Regions from separate parts of the Homo sapiens genome. Here region 1 is linked to region 2. A link is a loop called in an ENCODE intact Hi-C map of the cell type or tissue named here. Cell type or tissue: B cell. All regions are shown on one strand. Each heading gives the region's core, and the rest is flanking DNA. Links, peaks and the distances in the headings are about the cores only. Region 1 overlaps FAAH2 (fatty acid amide hydrolase 2). Region 2 holds the start of SPIN3 (spindlin family member 3).

The links. A loop is a pair of places that touch in the nucleus more often than their neighbours do. Peaks named below come from ENCODE experiments on the same cell type or tissue, not always from the same donor. Only the 100,000 strongest peaks of a DNase experiment are listed, where the experiment ranks them.
Region 1: a loop joins it to region 2, with 5 times the contacts of the local background. A loop is called at or near these places in 2 of 110 quality-filtered maps.

What each region holds. Positions count from the first base shown.
Region 1 is chrX:57,448,133-57,459,276 of GRCh38, forward strand. FAAH2 (fatty acid amide hydrolase 2) reads left to right here. Exons shown (of 11, transcript NM_174912.4): 10 at 392-586. Among named protein-coding and RNA genes, the nearest start is that of ZXDB, 140 kb to the right of the region's middle. RefSeq lists a silencer at 3,384-3,678 and an enhancer at 5,986-6,125. In B cell, for the core only: a CTCF peak has its summit at 6,061 (motif pointing left); no DNase peak of the experiment used is centred there.
Region 2 is chrX:56,990,185-57,001,328 of GRCh38, forward strand. It overlaps SPIN3 (spindlin family member 3), which reads right to left and starts at 5,357. Exons shown (of 2, transcript NM_001010862.3): 1 at 5,032-5,357; 2 at 647-4,765. The coding sequence starts at 4,763. The coding sequence ends at 3,987. RefSeq lists an enhancer at 5,289-5,388. In B cell, for the core only: no CTCF peak of the experiment used is centred there; a DNase peak (open chromatin) is centred at 5,427; H3K4me3 peaks cover 1,598 bases; H3K27ac peaks cover 1,237 bases; H3K27me3 peaks cover 483 bases.

The sequences.
Region 1 (11,144 bases), core at 1,778-9,777, 460 kb after region 2:
GCTCACCACCACACCTGGCTAAGAGATGGAGTTTCATCATATTGCCCAAGCTGGTCTTGAACCCCTGGGCTCAAGTAATCTGCCAGCCTTGGCCTTGAGAAGTGCTGGGATTACAGACATGAGCCACCATGCTCAGCTATAATGGGTTTTCAATTATGTGAAAAATCCTTATGATGAACTATGCAGTAGCAGAGGCTAGAAATGTTATATATAGCATTACTAAAACAAACTAGAAGGAGTTAAAAGTAAGATTATAAAGTTTCCTTTTCCATCACTTACTTTCTCAGTGTTCTATAATGAACATGTATTACTTGAATAAGAAAAGATAAAGAACACTAGGAATTAAAATGAAGTTTATTACCTTAACTTGATATATGATATCATTCTGTAGGACTGGCTTTGTTGGAAGAAAAGCTCAGATATAGCAATGAGAAATACCAAAAGTTTAAGGCAGTGGAAGAAAGCCTGCGTAAAGAGCTGGTGGATATGCTAGGTGATGATGGTGTGTTCTTATATCCCTCACATCCCACAGTGGCACCTAAGCATCATGTCCCTCTAACACGGCCTTTCAACTTTGCTTACACAGGTACCTAATTGTATTCCTTACATTCTGTAATCTTAAAGAAATAGAGATGTATGTTTCCAAGGAAAGCATAATTTTCTTTTGCAGTTGGACAAGTTTTAAACATGCAGGTATAAAAGTGCTGTGTGATTGAAAACTCCAGAAAACAGTTGCTAATGTCATATGTTGAAGATACTTTGCCAATATCTGGTTTCTCCACAATAATCCTACAAGTGCATATGAGTATCCACATTTTACAGAACTGTGCCTCAGGGAGGTTCAGCCACTTGTCTTCTATCACTCAGTGTGATCACACTAGATCCAAAGTCTCCCCTGGCTGCTCTGAATTAAACCAAGTTAAGCTTTTATCAGGATCTGTGGCTTCCCAGAAGATTCTTGTACAGAAGACAATTCTCCAAGGGATCATTTACTTGACTTAGCTATCATCCCCTTTGAATTCAATTCATTCTATTCACCAAACTAATTTTCTTCACCTGGTTTTTAAGCCATGGATGGATCATGATTATGTGAAGTCTAAAGGCCCCTGGACATGTACTAGGTCAGTTTCTATGGTTTCTCCAGAGTCTTGTCCCAGGGAACCACACTATTCTTTGAGATGAAGATAGAGAACTCTTCATCAAATACACGTTCTCACCCAATAAACCTGTGGTCCACTTAAAGTTAGAATTTGGAATCCTTTGCTCTGCAATTTTCTACTTGTGCATCTGGAGGAAGACATTGAATCTTTCTCAACTTATTTCCTATCTAGGAAGTCAGGGTAATCTATGCCTTGCAGTGTTGCAGTTAAGATTAAATGAAATAATACGTGTAAATTAATTAACATAAGGGTTGTGGAGGATGAGGGAGAGGATATTAAACAGTCCCTATCCTTAATTTCCTTACCCTTACTCTCTCCCTGGCTTTGATCACTCACTCTTAATTTCTTCCTTCCTGTCCTTCCTTCCTTCCTTCCTTGCTTCCTTCCTTCCTTCTTGGAGTTTTGCTCTTGTTGCCCAGGCTGGAATGCAATGGCACAAGCTCGGCTCACTGCAACCTCCACCTCCTAGGTTCAAGCGATTCTCCTACCTCAGACCCCCAAGTAGCTGGGATTACAGGAGTGTGCCACCACACCCAGCTAAGTTTTGTATTTTTAGTAGAGACAGGTTTCACCATGTTGGCCAGGCTGGTCTTGAACTCCTGACCTCAGATTATCTGTCCGCCTTGGCCTCCCAGAGTGCTGGGATTGCATACATGAGCCACCATGCCTGGCCTTAATTTCTTAAGTCTTTGAAAAAACATGCTGCCTAAATTGCTGCGTTTAAGTTTCTATCACCTAGTTACTCAGTTTCTGAAGACAGGTAAAATACTTTAGTCAATAGGCTAGAACCCAAGGAGAAATATACTGTTTATACCTTTTGGGGAGGATTTTCCTCAGCTTGAGGCTTCCTATGGTTTGTAACTTTTCCCTCTAGTTTAGCCTTGAACACATTTAAAGAGTGTTCCTTGTAAGCCAGATGATATTCTAGGTAATATGGATACAAGACCCATGATAGATGATAGCTGCAATTTAGCAAGTATCTAATATATACGAGATACTAGAAGCCAGAAATTCTATACATTATCTCATTTATGTTTCCCCCAAATCCCTCACAGCAACTGAAGTTATCTTTGTGTAAAACCTGAGGAAACTGAATGATGTATAAAGTGATTTAAGGGTCAGGGTCAGGACTGAAATTCAGTTGTATTCTATCTGACTTTAAATGCAATGTTATTTTCACTACATGTATGGGTTAATAATGCTCATTCATGTTTTGTTTTTATTGTCTTTACTAAAGCTGAAAATATAAGAGGTTTGTGAGACCTTTTGTCAAAGATGTAGAATTGTTGGATGCCAAATAGGTTAATGTTTTATTCCTGGTTCTTTTTTTTCCTACTGAGAAATACCCCTCTCAGTTTCTCAAGCTTGTATAAGCTTTTTATGTTTGTCTCCTACTTACAAGATGGGTACACTAAATCAGATATTTAATTTTTGAGCCTTGGCTTTCTTACAGCTAAGATGAGGATGCTAGATTGACTTTGAAGGATGGTTGGAAGGATATAATGTAATAATGTGTAGAGTGCTTTAAAATTATTAATAATAGTGATAATGATACCATTTATTGGAGACATGTATATGTTTATATTGATATTAATGTAGGTAATATCAATATCTCTGCTTTACTTCGTAGTATTAGTTATATGTGTTTTCCTTGTTTTATCTATTCCTAGAATTGTTCTGAGTTTTACATGTTTCATCTCATTTTATCTTACAGCAGCCCTATAAAAAGGAGAAATTATTAGTGTCCTCATTTTACAGATGAAGGAATTTAGACACAAAAATCTTTAGGAAACATTTCCAAAGTCACATAGCTAAGATAATATACGAACTGGGACTTTAACCCAGGCCCTATGATTTCAGAGGAAGTGATCTTATTTATTACACAGAAGAGGAAACAGGAGGCTGAACAGGGTCTCTCAGCTATGAAGTGAAGTGATAAGGATTCAAACCCAGGTCTGTCTGACTCCAAATCCTATTGCTTCTAATTAACTCTCTTCCCTTGTTCTTCTGCCTCACTTAGTGCTCAGTGAAGCAAAGTACCTTCTCCTACTTTGCTCCATTGACACTCTACAATGAGAATAAATTTATTAAGCATGTATTGTGAACTATACTGTATGCACTGGTGTTAGATGAATCAGATACATTCCATGCTCTCAGGGAGCTCCTAGCTTAGTACAAGAGACAAACAAATGTTAACAGAGAATTTCAGTAGAAGAAAACAAAGGAAGGCTTTCTGGAATAGGTGACCCCTGATCTGGGTCCTGAAGGAGAACTAGAAATTAATCAGAGGAAGGATGTTGAGTAAGTATTACAATGGTCCACGCAGTACGAACCCCATGAGCAATAGAACAGAAAAACACACAGGAACACTGTGGACAGAGGGTATAAACACTACACTAACTGGAGAGAGTAAGTTTTTAATAGAGGAGTGAGAGGAGGAGCATGAGTTTGAAAAGGTAAGCATGTCATGGAGAACATTCACAGCCATGCTAAAAACTGCAAAAAAAATTTATTTGTCTTGGCACCCTGCCCCATCCTGCTTTCTTTGCATAATGTCACTGGAATAACACAGTAATGAAAGAGAATAATCTAGCCTGCAGATTCTTTGAATATTTGATTAGCCTATGCTATTTCCTGATAACATGCAATCAACAATGTTTCATATCATTGTATCTCAAAGAAGTTATTTACAGTTTTCTTCCACTTTAGTCCTACCACGATTATCAACATAACACCTATATGTCATAATAATTGGGAGAGGTGATTACCAGGACAGATGGAAGGAAACAGCTTACAAAAGTGGCCTTTCACTGGCTTTCTCCCCTCTCCCCACTTTAGGTGTCTGTACTCAAAGATCTCTTGGACCATTTATATCCTGAGATGAACAGCATTGGCCATACAGCATTTTAAAGATCTCATCTGAGAAACCCATTGATATTGGTGCCAGGAATGCTAAGCAGATCTTTTGTGACCTCTTCAGCATCCAGCATTAGAGTGAAACTCAAGATTTATATGTCAGGTTTGGCAAAATCATAACATGCCACTCTCAAGAGTCCCTCTTGTACCCATGCCAGTCATTAACAATTGATCACAGCATTCTTTTTCTCTGAGAACAAACTTGACTTTGTGATATTTAAACAGAGTGGGCTTGGTCACCTCCCCAATTGATAAGCTAGACACACAAAATGAAATGTTCATGTAGTCTAAGCAAAGATTCTACTTAACAAAATAATCTGCTATATTGTTAGCTCTTCAAAGGCTGTGGTCTGTTTCTATCTTGTTCACCTATGTAATCCGCATTGACTAGGACATTGCATTGTTGCACAAAATGCATAATTATTTTTTGTTAAACTAACAAATACATAATTAAAAATATAAATAAGAATGAACATCCCAGAATAACAGAGTAAGAAGCTCAGCAAATTCTCTCTCAAGCAAACCAGCAATAAAACTGGAAAAATTACTGGAAACAACCATTTCAAGTGTGAAAAATGATCAAATGGCATAAAGCAAATTCAGGAGCATTTATTCAAGAAAAATTAGTGATTCCTAATAAGAAAAGTTGGAGTCTATGATATTTAAGCTGGGATCTGTTTTCCCCTCCGCTTCTCAGATACAGCTTTGAGGTACAAAACTTTCACACTGGGTAGGGCAAGGCAGACCTTAAAGACTGACAACTCCCATTCTTTCCAGACCCATGTTACACAGCATCTGTTGTGGGCAAGTAGAGAATACTGCTACATCCAACAGCTTCCATTACCTGTGGCACCTTATTGTGGAAGTTCTAAACAAGGTCATGGCTGGTCATAAGAACTTGCAGCTCTTCAACCCTGCCCAAGAGAGGCTGATTTTACATGAAGCAGAATATGGAAGATCTTAGATACAAAAAATTCCCTGAAAGCTAAAATTTCAGTGATACTAACAAAATTCACAGCAACGTACCCCAGAGGTAGAGAAAAATCAGAATCAAGAGTTGATAAAATATATTAACTAAAGCATCTAGTTTTCAACAAAAATTTATGAGGCATACAAGTAAAAAAGGAAAATGAGACCCACAAACAACAATGCCCACCTCTGCCACTTGTAGCCAGCAGGCCATGCCTGCTAGAGCTTCCAGCCCAGCAGTTCCTCTTCTTTCTGAACTCTGCCAGTGGACACAGCCTCCTGTTATCCAGGGAAACAGAAAAACTGCAGGATAGGTGATTCCACAACCCCCACCACCACTCATAGCCAGGCAGCTAGAACTTCCAGCCCAGCAGTCCCACTTCTGTCTGAACTCTGATGGCAGGAACAGCCTCTAGAATATAACCCAACAGCAGGTCAGGCAACTGCACCCAAACCCGCCACTCATAGCCAGGAAATCCATGTCTGATAGAGCTTCCAGCCCAGCATTCCCACATCTGCCTGAACTCTGTGTGTGGCCACAACTTCTTGAACCCCCGGAAAGCACCTAGACAGGGGATTAAGTGACCCCACCCCATCCCACAGCTCTTAGATGATCAGGACTTGGTGGTGGCCAAGCAAGGGTGAGCCCTCGTTCTCAGATCACTGAGAGAAGTGGAGATACCCAGGTTCATGGGCTGGCAGAGGATTGGGGTGTGCCTTGTTCCACAGGGCCAGCCTGGCAAGGATATGACCTGTCTACTAAATGTGGTCCCTGCCTGAGGGAGCCCATGGACCAGAACACCTAACAAAAGAAGTGAGGGCATGGAACCAGTGATCGAAGGGGGCTCCTCCAAAGCCCAGGAGCCATCTAGGTGAGCGAGTCACCTCTCTCCCCCACACCACAGAGGACTACTGTCATCTTGGCCAGAACACCGAAGAGCCCTGAAAGAGAGTAGGAAGAGCCTATCTGCCTGCTAGCACTCTTAAGCGCCACCTGCTGGATCTCAGGTCAAAATGCAAACCTAAAATATTTTGCAAGTATGTATCACCTGTGAAAACTAAGGAAAAGATCCAGCCAGAAATAAACATTCTGTACAAAGTCATGACCCTTTGAAATATACCCAGAAACAAAGCCAGCTGACTATCCTCAACTTATCTCACGGGTGAAGAAACATCAACCCTTACACATGAGAAAGAATGAATCCAAGAACTGGCAACTCAAAAAGCCAGTGTTTGCCCTTACCTATAAACGTACACATTAGCCTCCCAGAAATGGTTCTTAACCAGAGTGAGCTGACTGTGGACATAGAATTCAGAAGCTGGATGACAAGGAAGCTCAGTGAGAATGAGGAGAAAGTTGAAACATAATCCAAGGAATCCAATAAAACAATTCAGTAGCTGAAAGATAAAATATCCATTTTAAGAAAGAACCAAATTAAATTTTTGGAACTGAAAAATTTACTTCCAGATCTCCACAATAGAATCTGAAGCATCAGCAGCAGAAAAATTAAGATGAAGAAAGAATCTCTGAGCTGGAAGACCAGCTTATACAATCAACTCAGTCAGACAAAAATAAAGAAAAAAGAATTTTTGAAAATGAAAAAATCCTTTGAGAAATATGGGATTATGTAAAGATACCAAATGTATGACTCATGGTGTTTTCAAAAGAAAAGGAGAGAGAGTAACTTGTAAAACATATTTGAGGATATAGTCCATGAAAATTTCCCCAAACGTCCCAGGGAGGAGGACATACAAATTCAATAAATACACAAACCCCCTGTAGATACTACACAAGATGACAAACCGGAAGGTACATAGTCATCAGATTCACCAAGATCAACTCAAAAGAAAAACTCTTAAAAGTAGCTAAAGAGAAAAATCAGGTTACCTACAAAGTAAACCCCACCAGACTCTCTGTAAGAACTCTCTGTAAGAAACCTACAAGTGAGAAGAGATTGGGGGCCTATTTTCAATATTGTTACAGTGAAGAATTTTCAACCAAGAATATCATATTCCATGAAACTAAACTTCATAAGCAAACGAGAAATAAAATTCTTCCCAGACAAGCAAGTACTAAAGGAATTTATTATTACCAGACCACCCTTACCCGAGTTCTTTAAGAGAGTGCTAAATATGAAAATAAAGGACCAAAACTTGCTACCTCAAAAATCCACTCAAGCACATGGCCCATAAACAATATAAAGCAGCTATGCAGTCAAGTCTAAAAAACAGTCAACAACATGATGACAGGATCAAAATCTCATAAATTAATACTAACCCTGAATGTAAAGGGTCTAAAAGTACCACTTAAAATGCATAGAGTGGCAAGCTAGATAAAAAGATAAAACCCAACAATCTACTGTCTTCAAGAGACCCATTTCAACTGCAATGACACCCACAAGTTCAAAGTAAAAGGATGGAGAAAGATCTATCAAGCAAATAGAAAACAACAACAACAAAAGATCAGGAGTCATTATTCTTACATTAGATTAACAAATTTTAAACCAGCAACGGTCATAAAAGACAAAGAAGGGTAATACTTAATAATAAAGAGTTCAATTCAACAGGAAGTCTTAACTATCCTAAACATATACACACCCAATGTAGAAGTACCTGGATTCATAAAGGAAGTTCTTCCTAACCAATGGAAAGATTTAGACAGCCACAAATAATAACGGGGGATTTTAACATCCCACTCACTGAGTTAGACAGATCACTGAGGCAGAAAACTAACAAAGAAATTCTGGATTGAAACTTGACATTTGATCAATTGGACCCAATCAACCTCTACAGAGTACTCCACACAACAACCACAGAATATATATTTTTCTCATCCATACACAGAACATATTCTAAGGTCCACCACATCCTTGGACATAAAGCAAATCACAATAAATTCAAAGAAATCAAAACCATACCAAGCAAACTCTCAGACCATAGTGCAATAAAAGCAGAAATCAATACCAAGATCTCTCAAAACTACCAGAAAATGGAAATTAAACAACTTTCTCCTGAATAACTCTTGGGCAAAAAACAAAATTAAGACAGTAATTAAAAATTACTTTGAAATTAATGAAATAGGAGACACAGCTTACCAAATCTTTGAGATGCAGTTAAAGCAGTGGTAAGAGACAAATTTGTAGTGCTAAACACCTTCATCAAGAGGTTAGAAAGATGTCAAATTAACAACCTAAAGACAGTCAGATAAACAAGAAAAAAGAACATCCAACTCCGAATAAAGTAGAAGAAAATAAACAACTAAATCAGAGAACTGAGCTGAATTCAGACCTAAAAGACCATACAAAACATCAATGAAAACAAGTGTTGCTCCTTCAAAAGAATAAACAAGATTGATATACCATTAGCTAAACTAACAAGGAATAATAAAAAATAAAGATCCAAATGAGCACAATGAGAAATGACAAAGATGATATTACAACTGATTCCACAGAAATAGAATAGTTCCTTAGAGACTATACAGAACACCTTTGTGAACACAAGTTAGAAAATATAGATACAATGGATAAATTCCTAGAAACACACAACCTTCCAAGATAGAATCAGGGATAAAAGTGAAGACATGAACAGATAAATAACAAGTTCAGAAATTGAATCACTAATAAAAAAACTTACCAACAAAAAAGAGCCCAGGACCATGGATTCACGGCCAAATTCTACCAGACATATAAGGAAAAACTGATACCAATCCTACTCACACTTTCCCAAGAAAATCGAAGAAGAGTCTTCTCCCTAATGCATTCTATGAATCCAGCAGCATTCTGATACAAAAATCTGGCAGAGACAAAATGTAAAGTAAAATAAAAAAAAATTCAAGTCAATATCCCTGATGAACATGGATGCAAAAATTCTCAACAAGATAATAGCAAACTAAATCCACCAGCATATCAAAAAGTTAATCCAACACAGTCATGCAAGTTTTATTTCTGGGATGCAAGGTTGATTCACCATACAGAAATCAATAAATGTGATTCACCAAATAAACAGAATCAAAAGCAAAAACTACATGATCATCTCAATAGATACACAAAAAGCCTATAATATAATCCAACATCCCTTAATGACAAAAGCCCTCAACAGATTAAGCATTAAAGTAGCATACCTAAAAATAGTAAAAGCCATCTACGACAAACCCACAGCCAACGTAATACTGAATGAGCAAAAACTGGAACGGTTCCCCTTGGGAACTGGAACAAGACAAGTATGCCCACTTTCACCACTCCTATTCAATATAGTACTGGATGTGCTAGCCAGCGCAATGAAGAAAGGGAATAAATAAAAGGCACCCAAATAAAAAGAGAGAAAATCAAACTCTCTCTCTTTACTGATATGATTCAATACCTAGAAAACCCTAAAGACTCTGCTAAGTCTCCTGGAACTGATAAATGAATTCACTAAAATTTTAATATACTAAACCAATGTACAAAAATCCTAACATTTTTATACACCAATATTGTTCTAGGTGAGAATCAAATGAAGAACAGAATTCCATTTACAATAGCCACAAAAAAAAAAAAAAGGAATACCTAGGAACCCATCTAACCAATGAGGTAAAGATCTTTACAAGCAGAACTGCAAAACACAGCTAAAAGAAATCAGAGGTAACACAAATAAATGGGAAAATATTTCATGCTCATATATTGGAAGAATCCACATAGTTAAAATGGCCATACTGCCCAAAGCAATTTACAGATTCAACACTACTCCTATCAAAATATTAATGCCATTTTTACAAAATTTGACAAAATTATTTTTAAATTCATTTGGAACAAAAAAAGAACCTCAACAGCTAAAGCAATATTAATCAAAAAGAGCCAATACAGAAGCATCACATTGCCCAACTTCCAAATGTACTATAAGGCTACAATAATCAAAACAGCATGGTACTGCTGCAAAAAAAGACACATAGACCAAGGAAACAGAATTGAGAACCCAGAAATAAACCTGCCACCTACAACCATCTGATCTTCAACAAAATGAGCAAAAGTAAGCAATGGAGGAAAGGACTCTCTATTCAATAAATGGTACTATAATAGTTTGCCTGCCGTATGCAGAAGAATGAAACTGGATCTCTACCTGTCACCATATATGAAAACTAAGTTAAAGTAGATTAAATATTTAAATGTAAGACCTCAAACTATAAAAATATTGACAGATAGCTGGGCAGGTGCCCTGTAATCCCAGCTACTCAGGAGGCTGAGGCAGGAGAATCGCTTGAACCCAGGAGGCAGAGGTTGCAGTGAATCGAGATGGCACCACTGCACTCCAACCTGGGTGACAGAGCAAGACTCCATCCAAAAAAAAACAAAAAAATCCTAGAAGAAAACCTAGGAAGATGGATGTCGAGATGGCTGAATAGGAATAGCAGCTTCAGTCTGCAGTTCCCAGTGAGATCAACGCAGAAGGGGAGTGACTTCTGCATTTGCAATTGAGGTAACCTAATCATCTCGCTGGGACTGGTTAGGCAGTGGGTGCAGACCATGGAGGGCGAGCAGAAGCAGTGTTGGGCATTGCCTTACCCGGGAAGTGCAAGGAGTGGGGGCCTCCGTTCCCTAGCCAAGGGAAGCCCTGAGAGACTGGGCTATCCAGCCCATTTACTATGCTTTCCCCACAGGTTTGCAATCCAAAGAACAGGAGATTCCCTCTTGTGCCTACACCACCAGGGACCTGGGTTTGAAACACAAAACTGGGAGGCTGTTTGGGCAGTCACTGTGCTAGCTGCAAGAGTTGTTTTCTTGTTGTTTCCCAGTGGCGCCTGGAACTCCACCAAGACAGAACCGTTCACTCCCCTGGAAAGAGGGAAAGGGGGCTGAAGCCAGAGAGCCAAGTGGTCTCGCTCAGTGGTTCCCACTCCCATGGAGACAAGCAAGCTAAGAACCACTGGCTTGAAATTCTCACAGCCAGCACAGTACTCTGAAGTCAACCTGGGACGATCTAGCTTGGTGGGGGGAGGGGCATCCGCCATTACTGAGGCTTGACTAGGCAGTTTTCCCCTGAGAGTGCTAACAAGGCCTGAAAGTACAGGCTGAAGGGAAATCAACACAGCATGGCAAAAGCAGCTATGGCCAGACTGCCTCTCTA
Region 2 (11,144 bases), core at 1,537-9,536:
TTGGACTGCTGTAGCCTGGAACTGCTGGTCCAATTTTGCTACCATAAGAAAAAACAGCCTGAGAATGAAACTGACACACAGAGGGAAAATCCTAAAGAATCATAAACACTGAGCCTGAGCCCCAATTCAAACTATGCCTGAAGCCCATCTGAGCTCTAGATTTTTTTTAAATTTATATTGATCAACGTTTGGTAACAGTTTAAGCCTGTTTGAAATGGGTTTCCTGTTACATGCAGGCAAGTTCTGTTAGAAAAGGCAAATCAAAGCTATAAATATGAATTTGCATATTGCAGTAGATGTGAGTGCAAGTTTAAACAGAAAAAAATAATTGTTCATTTCATTTCTGGTTTATTAATTATATAGTACCTTAACTTTCCCCACAGCTTCAATATATAATTGGTTTTCCTTTTAACTTCCCTCAGTAAAAATATACTGGCCTCTCTTGAGAAGTTCCTCTCAGAGAATACGTTATGTTCACATATATTTCACATTCTACTTTTGAGAAAAATTGGACTGGCAGAAATTGTGGGTTTGTAGGGTCATGTAAGTTTTCATTAAACTGGGTTAGGGTCTGAAGGTTTGAATTAATTACACCTCCTTCCCTTCCAGATTCTGAACCAATTAAAAAATATACACAGGAATCAAATAGGGATTAAGATATCAGCTTTAATATATTGTTCAGTGAAAAAAGCAAAATTCAGAACAGCATGTATAGTATGCCACCATTTGTGTAAAAAAAAAAAAAAAACCTGATACACACATACCCACACACAATATGCTTGTAAATACATGGAATATCTCTGGAATGATACATCAGTAACTGGTAACAGTTGTTACTTTTTGAAAATGGGACCAGGGAACTGAGGCCAGGGGTGAGAAGGAGGAAGAGAGACTTACTTTTTAATAGTATACCCTTTTATACTGTTTGACTTTTACCATAGGCATGTGTTATTTTTCTAAAAAACAATTTATATATTAAAACTGTAAAAAAGAATCAAAATAGATACCAGCTTTATAGCTGATAGAGCTGGATTGGAGAACATGGCTTGGACCTGAGGCTGAAATGAACTTCTATCATAAGTCTAACGACTTTGGGATTCCCCCACCCCAAGGAGAGATAGTTGGGTCTAGAAAGCAGATGTTTACCCAGCCATGTAGTGAAGGACTGCAGTCTTTCCCACATCTTGCTGTGTGGAACGAACTCAAGATCCAAGAGTGGCCTAAGCTGCCTATCCATTATAACCATTTTCTCAATCTCATCAAGTTATTCCTCCTCCCAAGCATAAGATTGAATGAGTGTAAGAGAAGATGGGTAGAACTTTCTTCCAAACATTTTTGAGAGATGCAAGTCTTTTCCTTTTCTTGAGTCAGGAGCATGGAGAGAGGAAGAGGATAGATCCCATCATACCCTTGTACATTTTCATTCTCTTAAGCCACAATGGTTAATGCTCAAGACTCTGGTCAACAAACAGGGCTGTGGCTGTCCCCTTCCAGGGAGACCAACAGTATCTTAGAAAAGTTCTGCTCCCATCAATGTAAGATTGGTGAGCAGTTGTTTTTGCCCCCAAGAGGCTCTGAAATAAGTCAAAATAGAACAGTAATTAAATTAACTCTAAGGCTACATTACACCCTAGACTGAAAATTTGATCACAATTGCAGCCCTAATTTACAATTATGTCCAGCCATATTTCCTGACATAGCTGACAACAATTATACAATGACTCCCAAAGATAGCATTAAAATACTCCAAATAATACAATATCAACAACATAATAAAAATGCCTTAGTTTGAACTATATGACCTCACCCCCACCCCATCAACTATTAAACTCCAAGGGAAAAAGGACTGCCCAAAATTAAATTTCTAATTCAAAGTCCAAAATAATTAAAGTCCAAAATTCTGCCTTTCCCAATTTCTCGTTTTTCTCATTTCAGCCATATAGATCTCACAAAGATGTCTGCCCAGATATGGGGTTCCTTCAGCAGCTGCAGCCTTGGCTGTCTTCCTCTTGACTGGGTGAAGTTCCTTCAGGACCTCAGGAGTTGAATTAATCTAACCCCACAATTGCATGTCATACATATTAAAGAGTCCAAAGGGTCAAGAAGACATAAGATTATCACAATATCAACCTCACATCAAAAAAATTAGAAAGCACACTAGTCCCCAGCCACTAGAACAGTTTTTTTAAGCAAATATATGACCCCAGGACTTAGAACATAGGGCAATACAGACCCACATTGCTGTTGTCAGTCAAACATCATAGTAGAGACTTAGTGGCATCAAAAAGCAAAAGTAGACAGATAAAACATAGGAGAAAAGAGAACATCTTCTTTGTTTCATCCTCAGCAGGATGCCAATCTGTGCCGGTAGTCTGGACTCCATGACCTGTGAACTTAAACTAATTTGGAAGATATCTTGCAGTACAGTCCCAATATGATTGTACTGCCTTGAGTCCCAGCCCCAAATGTGCAGAACTCCATGGCCTTATTAGGCTGTTACTGCTAATGGAGCTTCTGTGAGAACCTCAATGAGAAAGCTTTGGTTTTGGCCAGGTGCTTCTCTCAAAAACCATGCTTGTACTTCAACTTTTCTTTCCTAGGCTTTGGTTAACCTCCGCCAATGGCTCTTTAATAATGGAAAGCTCAAAGGCCCTTCCATTGTTTACTTTTCTGCCACAGTAGAACTCACCCTTATCTGCATATAAGTTTCTTAGGGCCAGCCAAGAAACAGGATAGTTAAAAATCCAAACACTAACAAAAATCTATTAGATTTCTATCTACCAATGCCAGCACTTAAAACATCATTAAGCCTACAGATTACCTACCACTGACTGTGTTCCAAGTCCTGCTGGGATACCATAATAGATGAGCCCACCAGTCCCTGCAAGGAAGTATAGCCTGCTTTCAGCCATTCTTGGTTCTCACAAGTGCCTTGCCCACCTCACATGCTGGGACTCTGAATTCAGTCTCCTAAGAATCAAATCTAAAACTTGAGTCTCTCTTAGCACAGCAAAGAAATCTGTATCTCAGTTTGATTCTAGGTTTCTCCTCTTTCATTTTGAGGTTCTGGACAGATCTGTCCAAACCCAGCCAAACCCAGCCTTTGCCTGTGACTGAGGGCTCTAGCTAGAGCCTGGCTTAATGCTCCTCTGGGCTGGCAAAGACCATTTGTGCTAAAGTCTGCCTGCACAGCTTCTATCAGTTAAAACCTACTCCATGTCTGCAGATACCAGCCAGAGCTATTGGAGACAAGAGAGACCCTAATGCCACTGATGACTAAAACCTTTCACTTAAGCTCCACCAGAAATCTTGATCTCTCCACTTGGAGTTTGGTCCCCAAATGCTTGTCTTCTTATCAGTTTTGCAAGGTTTCTCAGCCTATGGTTAGGTACTAAAATGCAAAGTAATTACCTTCTTAATTCTAAAACAGTTGAGCAATAGGTGAAAGAACCGGAAAGAGAGCAAAATTATTAGCCTTACTTTTAGTACAGTTAGAACTGAGAATGCAACTTGAACAAGAGACCAAAATGGGCTTCCCACTCTTTCCCAAGTTAGATTTTTGAAGCCACTTGGGGGAGATTTGAGATTGCAAAGACACTTACCCAGCCAGTCACATGGGATATCTCAGCAAGCTTCACACCTCAATGAGTGTAGAGTCCAAGTGCCAAAAAGAGTGAGGTGAGAGGTGTTCAGCTACCTTTAATCTATTAACACCACCCAAGATAAAAAAAAGTATGAGCCAATGGATGTCAGACTTTACCCTTCTCACTAATCAGTTAAATTGCGGAGAGGAACCAGTGAAAAGGTTGGACAGATGGGCAAAAGGTTTCTTCCAAAAACGTATGAGAGGGCAGAAGTTCCAATTTTTTTGCCAAGCAAAACGTGCAAAAAGGGAGAAGATGGTTCTTACAAACTGGAAAGCAATCAAGACTTTCTGTGTCTACAGATTTAGAGTCTCATATATTTGGCAAATTTCAAGATGACCTCTAAGATGTTTTTACCAAATCGTAGACATAGATATGGAAATCATCATCAAATTTGATGAAGTACACAGAGGGTTTTGCTTCTACCTGATGAATGACCATGCCAGTTCTCTTGGAGCCATCGTCTTTGGCGTATTCCACCTGTTTGCCTACCAGGCTGTCTATGACTTCTCCTGGCTCCCTCTCTGCCAGAGGAGAATCATTGGAATCTTGAAGGATGCGGAGGTCACCATCTTTATAATCATCTAAGAGCTGGTACATATATAATACAGGATCTTTCTCATAGGTAATGTAAAACCATGTGTTCATGACAGGTGCCTGAGCTAAGACCATCCCCCTCCATTCATTTTTGGAACCTTCCTCTGTCTCAAAAATATGTTCCACTGCTTTGCCAACCATTATTTCTGCCAAGTGTGTATCACTGATTCTAGATGATGCAACTCTATTAGGAAGGACTTCAAGTGATGACACTCTTTCATCTCTGTGAAGTTCCAATCCATAAACACAGTCAAATCCATCATATTTGATAAGATACAGAGAGGGATTTACAGGTACCTGATCCAGAACGGTTCCTTTCCACTGTGTTAGAGGTTCATCTCCATCTTTCCATCCGTGCTGAATTCTGCAGCCCACGATGTTCCCCCGAGGCTGGGAGGTGGGTCGGCTCCTATGCTTCTTGTGTGCAGCCTTCCTCTTTATCATGGTAACAGACACACTGCCGTGGCCAGCGCCCGTCCTGGACCGCTGCCCTGCAGCTGCCTTTCCAAACGGGGTCTTCATGCCTGCGAAGAGGAGCACAGTTGCCAGGTGGACCGAGAAAGGAAATTAACAAAATCAATGCATAACACGGAGAGCTTTTTCTCCTAATCAGCGCACCCAGTAAACCCACACCTGTTTTTCCCGAAAGCTAGATAGCAAAGCTGGAAATCAAGGCACCCTGGCTGAGTGCCTGCAGTAACCTTCCTCCCCAGCTCAGTCTGGCTAAGATCTGCGGTTCGGTGAAATACGAAGCGTTTCCCCATTCCCCTCGCCCTGCTTCCAACACTACCCGGCCAGGAGGCGCAGATTCCCCACCGTCCCGGATTGCGGGCCTCAAGTGCACAAATCGGACACCTCGCCGTTGCCTCCGCAGTGAGCCTATGGAGGAGGAAAATCAGCGGGCGAGCAGCCCGGTGCTTGCAAAAGCTGGGAGAGGATGATCCATAGGCAATGAGTGTCTCTAAGAGGGCGGCGGGGCAGGCGAAGATGACCGTGGCGGCGTCCCTTGCTCTTGGCTCCTGCGTCCTCCGCCTTCCTGGTGGCGGCGGCGGTGGCGGTGGCCGCAGCCCCTCTCCCACATCGGACTCCCACTAGTCGCTGCTGCGCCGCAGTCTCCTCCTTCTTTTTCTAGCGCAGCTTCCGGTCAGTAGAGAGGCCTCCCCTTCCTGCCAAACACCGCGTGGCGCCCCTCCCCCACCAACCTGTACCACAGCCCTGGGCGTGGAAGGTGCTCCTAGGCTCTCGGTCTCGCAGCTTCCTCCAAATCAGAAGCTGTGGAGCCCACAACCACCTCTCTCTCACTGCATTGGTTTACCTCTTCTGGTTTAGCACGCGCCCCTCCCCTCACCTAACCTCAACCCTCTGCGCCCCTGCCCCTTCTGCTTTCCACCTTTCAGGAATTAGCCCTTTCCTTTCCCCTCCCTCCCCGCGTCCCCCCACCCTCCATTGAAGGGGATTTGTGGTAGGACAAGAGAAATGCGCTACTGCTCAGTGTTCAGGCTGCCATCTTGACCCAATCTACGTAATTTTTACTGACTTGTCATTCCCAGACTTAACTTCTTGAGGATTTCTTTTCTTTTCCCCTGATTGCAAAAGAATTGCATGCACAATATTGACACTGTAAAATTCAGAAAATTGACATGAAGAGAAAATAATTAACTAAGCCGGCCTCCCATTTTCCAGGGCTCACAGTGAAATATTAACACTATTTCCTTTTCCTTTTTTCTAAGCTCTTACAAAGCTTGGATAATTTTGAATATGCACTTTCATGTCCTGCTCATTTCCATGTAGAATAAACATTTGCTCAATTTTTTAGATATTTTCTGAGAACATGTTTTGTAGTAGCTTCATAAAATTAAGCATTAGGATTTTTCATAATTTTGCCGTTGCCTCCTATCTTCAGACGTTTAATTGTTAAATACCTATAAATTGTGCTTGCGCATGAATTATTCTGTTCACTTGAACAGAATAACCTAGACACTAAACTTAGAACAATTGCTATAATTAAAACAGGAATTTGTGAGATCATAAATCTGTGGAGAAAGACATTTTAGAAGTGATTCAATCAGTTTTATCGTTACAGCCATCCTAGTGGGTATGAAGTGGTACCTAATTGTGGTTTTAATTTGCATTTCTCTAATGACTAATGAGGATGAGCATCTTTTTGTGTGCTTGTTGGACATTTGTGTATCTTTGGAGAAATGTCTATTTCAAGTGCTTTGTTCATTTTTTAAATGAATTGTTTGTAGCAGGGCTGTTAATTGTTCTTTTTAAATTCTGGATGAGAGAACCTTATCAGATATATGATATGAAAATATTTTATCCCGTTTTGTGGGGTGTCTTCACTTTCTTGATAGTATTTTTGATGCACAAAAGCTTAAAACTTGGTTGTGCGTTTGGAGTCACACCTAAATAAACACTGCCAAATCCAAGTTCATGAAAATGTACCCCTATATTTTCTTGTAAAATTTTGTTTGTTTTTAGCTCTTATATTTATGTCTTTGACCCATTTTGAGTTAATTATTATGTATGGTGTGATGAAGGGGACCAAATTCATTGTTTTGCACATGGATATCCAGTTGTCTCAGCACCTTCTGTTGAAGAGACAATTCTTAGCCTTTTTAATTGTCTTGGCATACTTGTTGAAAATCAATTTAGTACAGATGTATAGGCTTATATCTGGACTCTTAATTCTATTTCATAGAATTTTATGCAAAAACCACGTTTTTAATTTATCTTTATGCAAGAACCACATTTATTTTTTGATTACTGTAACTGTGCAGTATGTTTGAAATCAGTAAGTGTGATTTCTCTGAAAATATTATTAAGATTGTATTGGCTACTCATGCTCCTTTTTTTTTTTTTTTTTTTTTTTTTTTTTTGAGACAGAGTCTTGCTCTGTCGCCCAGGCTAGAGTGCAGTGGCACAATCTCGGCTCACTGCAACCTCCACCTCCCGGGTTCAAGCGATTCTCCTGTCTCACCATCCTGAGTATCTGGGGTTACAGGCATGTACCACCATGCTCAGCTAATTTCATAGTTCCTTTCAATTTCATATGAATTTTAGGATTGTCTTTTCCTTTTCTGAACAAAAGGACTGTTGGGATTTTGATAAGGGTTGCACTGACTCTGCAGATAAACTTGGGAAGTATTGTTATCTCAACAATATTGTCTTACAATCCATGAACACAGAGTTTCCAGAGGGCATAATTTCCCACAAACAGAGTTTCCTATGAACACTGGGTATCTTGCAATTTATTTAGATCTTCTTTAAATTATTTCAGCAATGTTTTATAGTTTTGGTTAGATTTATTTCTAAGTTATTTTATTATTTTTGACGCTATGGTAAATGGAATTGTTTACTGTGATATTGTGAAATATATATTTGCTCTTTGATCTCCTTTTCTGGCATACAGCCCCTAAAACCCTTGAAGTATCCTGAGAGATAAGAGTGTCTTTTGTATGCTAATAAGATGACTGATGATTGGCAGCCCCTAGATAGCTTCAGGATGTGGGCTGTTCACGGCAAAGACCAGGGCATGATTAGAAGATTGGAGCAGAGAGGAGTTAAAGGTTGAATCGATCACCAATGGCTCATGATGTCTACATAATGAAGCCTTCATAAGAACCCAAAATAACAAGGTTAAGAGAGCTTTGGAAGCATATCTAGAACTATATGATCTTTGACAAACCTGACAAAAACAAGCAATGGGGAAAGGATTCCCTATTTAATAAAAGGTGCTGGGAAAACTGGCTAGCCATATGTAGAAAGCTGAAACTGGATCCCTTCTTTACACCTTATACAAAAATTAATTCAAGATGGATTAAAGACTTAAATGTTAGACCTAAAAACCATAAAAACCCTAGAAGAAAACCTAGCCATTACCATTCAGGACACAGGCATGGGCAAGGACTTCATGTCTAAAACACCAAAAGCAATGGCAACAGAAGCCAAAATTGACAAATGGGATCTAATTAAACTAAAGAGCTTCTGCACAGCAAAAGAAACTACCATCAGAGTGAACAGGCAACCTACAGAATGGGAGAAAATTTTCGCAACCTACTCATCTGACAAAGGGCTAATATCCAGAATCTACAATGAACTCAAACAAATTTACAAGAAAAAAACAAACAACCCCATCAAAAAGTGGGCAAAGGACATGAACAGACACTTCTCAAAAGAAGACATTTATGCAGCCAAAAAAACACATGAAAAAATGCTCACCATCACTGGCCATCAGAGAAATGCAAATCAAAACCACAATGAGATACCATCTCACACCAGTTAGAATGGCAATCATTAAAAAGTCAGGAAACAACAGGTGCTAGAGAGGATGTGGAGAAATAGGAACACTTTTACACTGTTGGTGGGACTGTAAACTAGTTCAACCCTTGTGGAAGTCAGTGTGGTGATTCCTCAGGGATCTAGAACTAGAAATACCATTTGACCCAGCCATGCCATTACTGGGTATATACCCAAAGGACTATAAATCATGCTGCTATAAAGACACATGCACATGTATGTTTATTGCGGCACTATTCACAATAGCAAAGACTTGGAACCAACCCAAATGTCCAAAAATGATAGACTGGATTAAGAAAATGTGGCACATATACACCATGAAATACTATGCAGCCATAAAAAATGATGAGTTCATGTCCTTTGTAGGGACATGGATGAAATTGGAAATCATCATTCTCAGTAAACTATCGCAAGAACAAAAAACCAAACACCGCATATTCTCACTCATAGGTGGGAATTGAACAATGAGAACACATGGACACAGGAAGGGGAACATCACACTCTGGAGACTGTTGTGGGGTGGGGGGAGGGGGGAGGGATAGCATTAGGAGATATACCTAATGCTAAATGACGAGTTAATGGGTGCAGCACACCAGCATGGCACATGTATACATATGTAACTAACCTGCACATTGTGCACATGTGCCCTAAAACTTAAAGTATAATAATAATAAAATTAAAAAAAAAAGAGAGAGCTTTGGGATAGCTGAACACGTGGAGGTTCCTGAAGGGTGGCTCACTTGAACAGGGCATGGAAGTTTGGTACCCCATTCCACATACCTTGCCCAATGTATCTCTTCCTTCTGGGTGTTCATCTGTATCTTTTGTAATATCCTTTACAATAAATGGGTAAATGTAAGTAAAGTGTTTCCCTGAGTTCTGTGAGCTGCTCTAGCAAATTAATTGAATGAGAACCCTGATTTATAGTTGGTCTGTTAGAAGTACAGATCATAATCTGGAACTTGTAATTGGCATCTAAAGTGCAGGGCAGTCTTGTGGGATTGAGCCCTCATGATTTTTAAGCCTTGATATTGTATCTTGTCTTAGTTCAGGCTGTTATAACAAATTACCATAGAATGAGTGGCTGAAACAATAAACATATATTTCTCACAGTTCTGGAGACTGGGTCTCCAGATAAGTCCAAGATAAGAAGTACAGGCCAATTTCGTTCCCTGGGGATAGGCCCTCTTTCTGGTTCCAAATGGCTATCTTCTCATTATACCCTCACATGGTGGAGAGCAGAGAGAGAGCTAGCTCTCTGGCTACTTCTTATAAGAGCATTAATCCCATCCATAGGGGCTCTACCCTCATGACCTAATTATCTCCCAAAGGCTCCATCTTCAAATATTATCACACTGGAGATTAGGCTTTAACATATACATTTAGGGGACAGGGCCACAAACATTCAATCCATAGCATGTCCTGAAATTTGACTGAATCCTTTTAATCATTTCAGTAGTTACTAATGGATTCTTTGGGATCATCTCTATATACAATGGTATTATCAGTAAATAAAGATAGTTTTACATTTTCCTAATATGGATAACTTTTATTTACTTATTTTCTTACTTGATTGCCCTGTCTAGAACCTACTGCAGTACAATGCTGAATGGAAATAGTGAGGGGGCATTCTTGTCCTCTTCTTATACTTAGGGGGAGAGGTTTCAGCCTTTCCCTGTTGAATGTGAATTTAGCTCTTTTTTTAATGCATATATGTCTCTTATCTTGAAGAAGTTCCCTTCTATTCCTAGTTTGTTGACAGGTTTATTATTATTATTATTAGAGGGTGTTGGATTTTGTCAAATGCTTTCTTGTGTCAATTGAGATAATCATTTTTTTCCCTTCATCCTATTGAGGTGTATTATTTTTATTAATTTTATAAAATTTTTTAATTGGAGTGAACTATACTATGACATAAAATTACCACTTTAAGAGTACAATTTAGTGGCAGTAAGTACATGCACATTGTTGTGCAATCACCATTATCCGTTTTCAGAACTTTTTTGTTATCCCAAACATAAAATATGTACCCATTAAAAAATAATTCCCTATTCCTCCCTCCCTCAGTCCCTGGTAACTTCTTTTCCTTGGTGCCTCATATAAGTGATATCATACTATATTTGTTCTTTTATGTCTATTTTCACGTAGCATACTGTCTTCAAGATTCATTTATATTATAGTATTTATCACAATTTCATTCCGTTTTAAGGCTGAGTAATATTCCATTGCACCTATATATCACATTTTGTTTTTCAATTCATCTGACAATAGACATTAGTGTTGTTTCCATCTTTTGGCTGTGTGAATGATGATGCTATGAACATTTGTATAGAAATATTTGTTCAAATCCCTGCTTGCCCTTCATTAGAGTATATACTGAGAAGTAGAATTACTGGATCATATGATAATTTAACTTTTTGAGGCACTGCCAAACTGTTTCCACTGTGGCTGTACCATTTTACATTCTTGTCAGTAATGCACAAGTATTCCAATTTCTCCACATCTTCACTCACAGTTTTTATTTTTTTTGTAATAGTCATCATAATGATTGTGCAGTGGTACCTCATTGTACTTTTGACTTGCATTTCCTTAATGATTAGT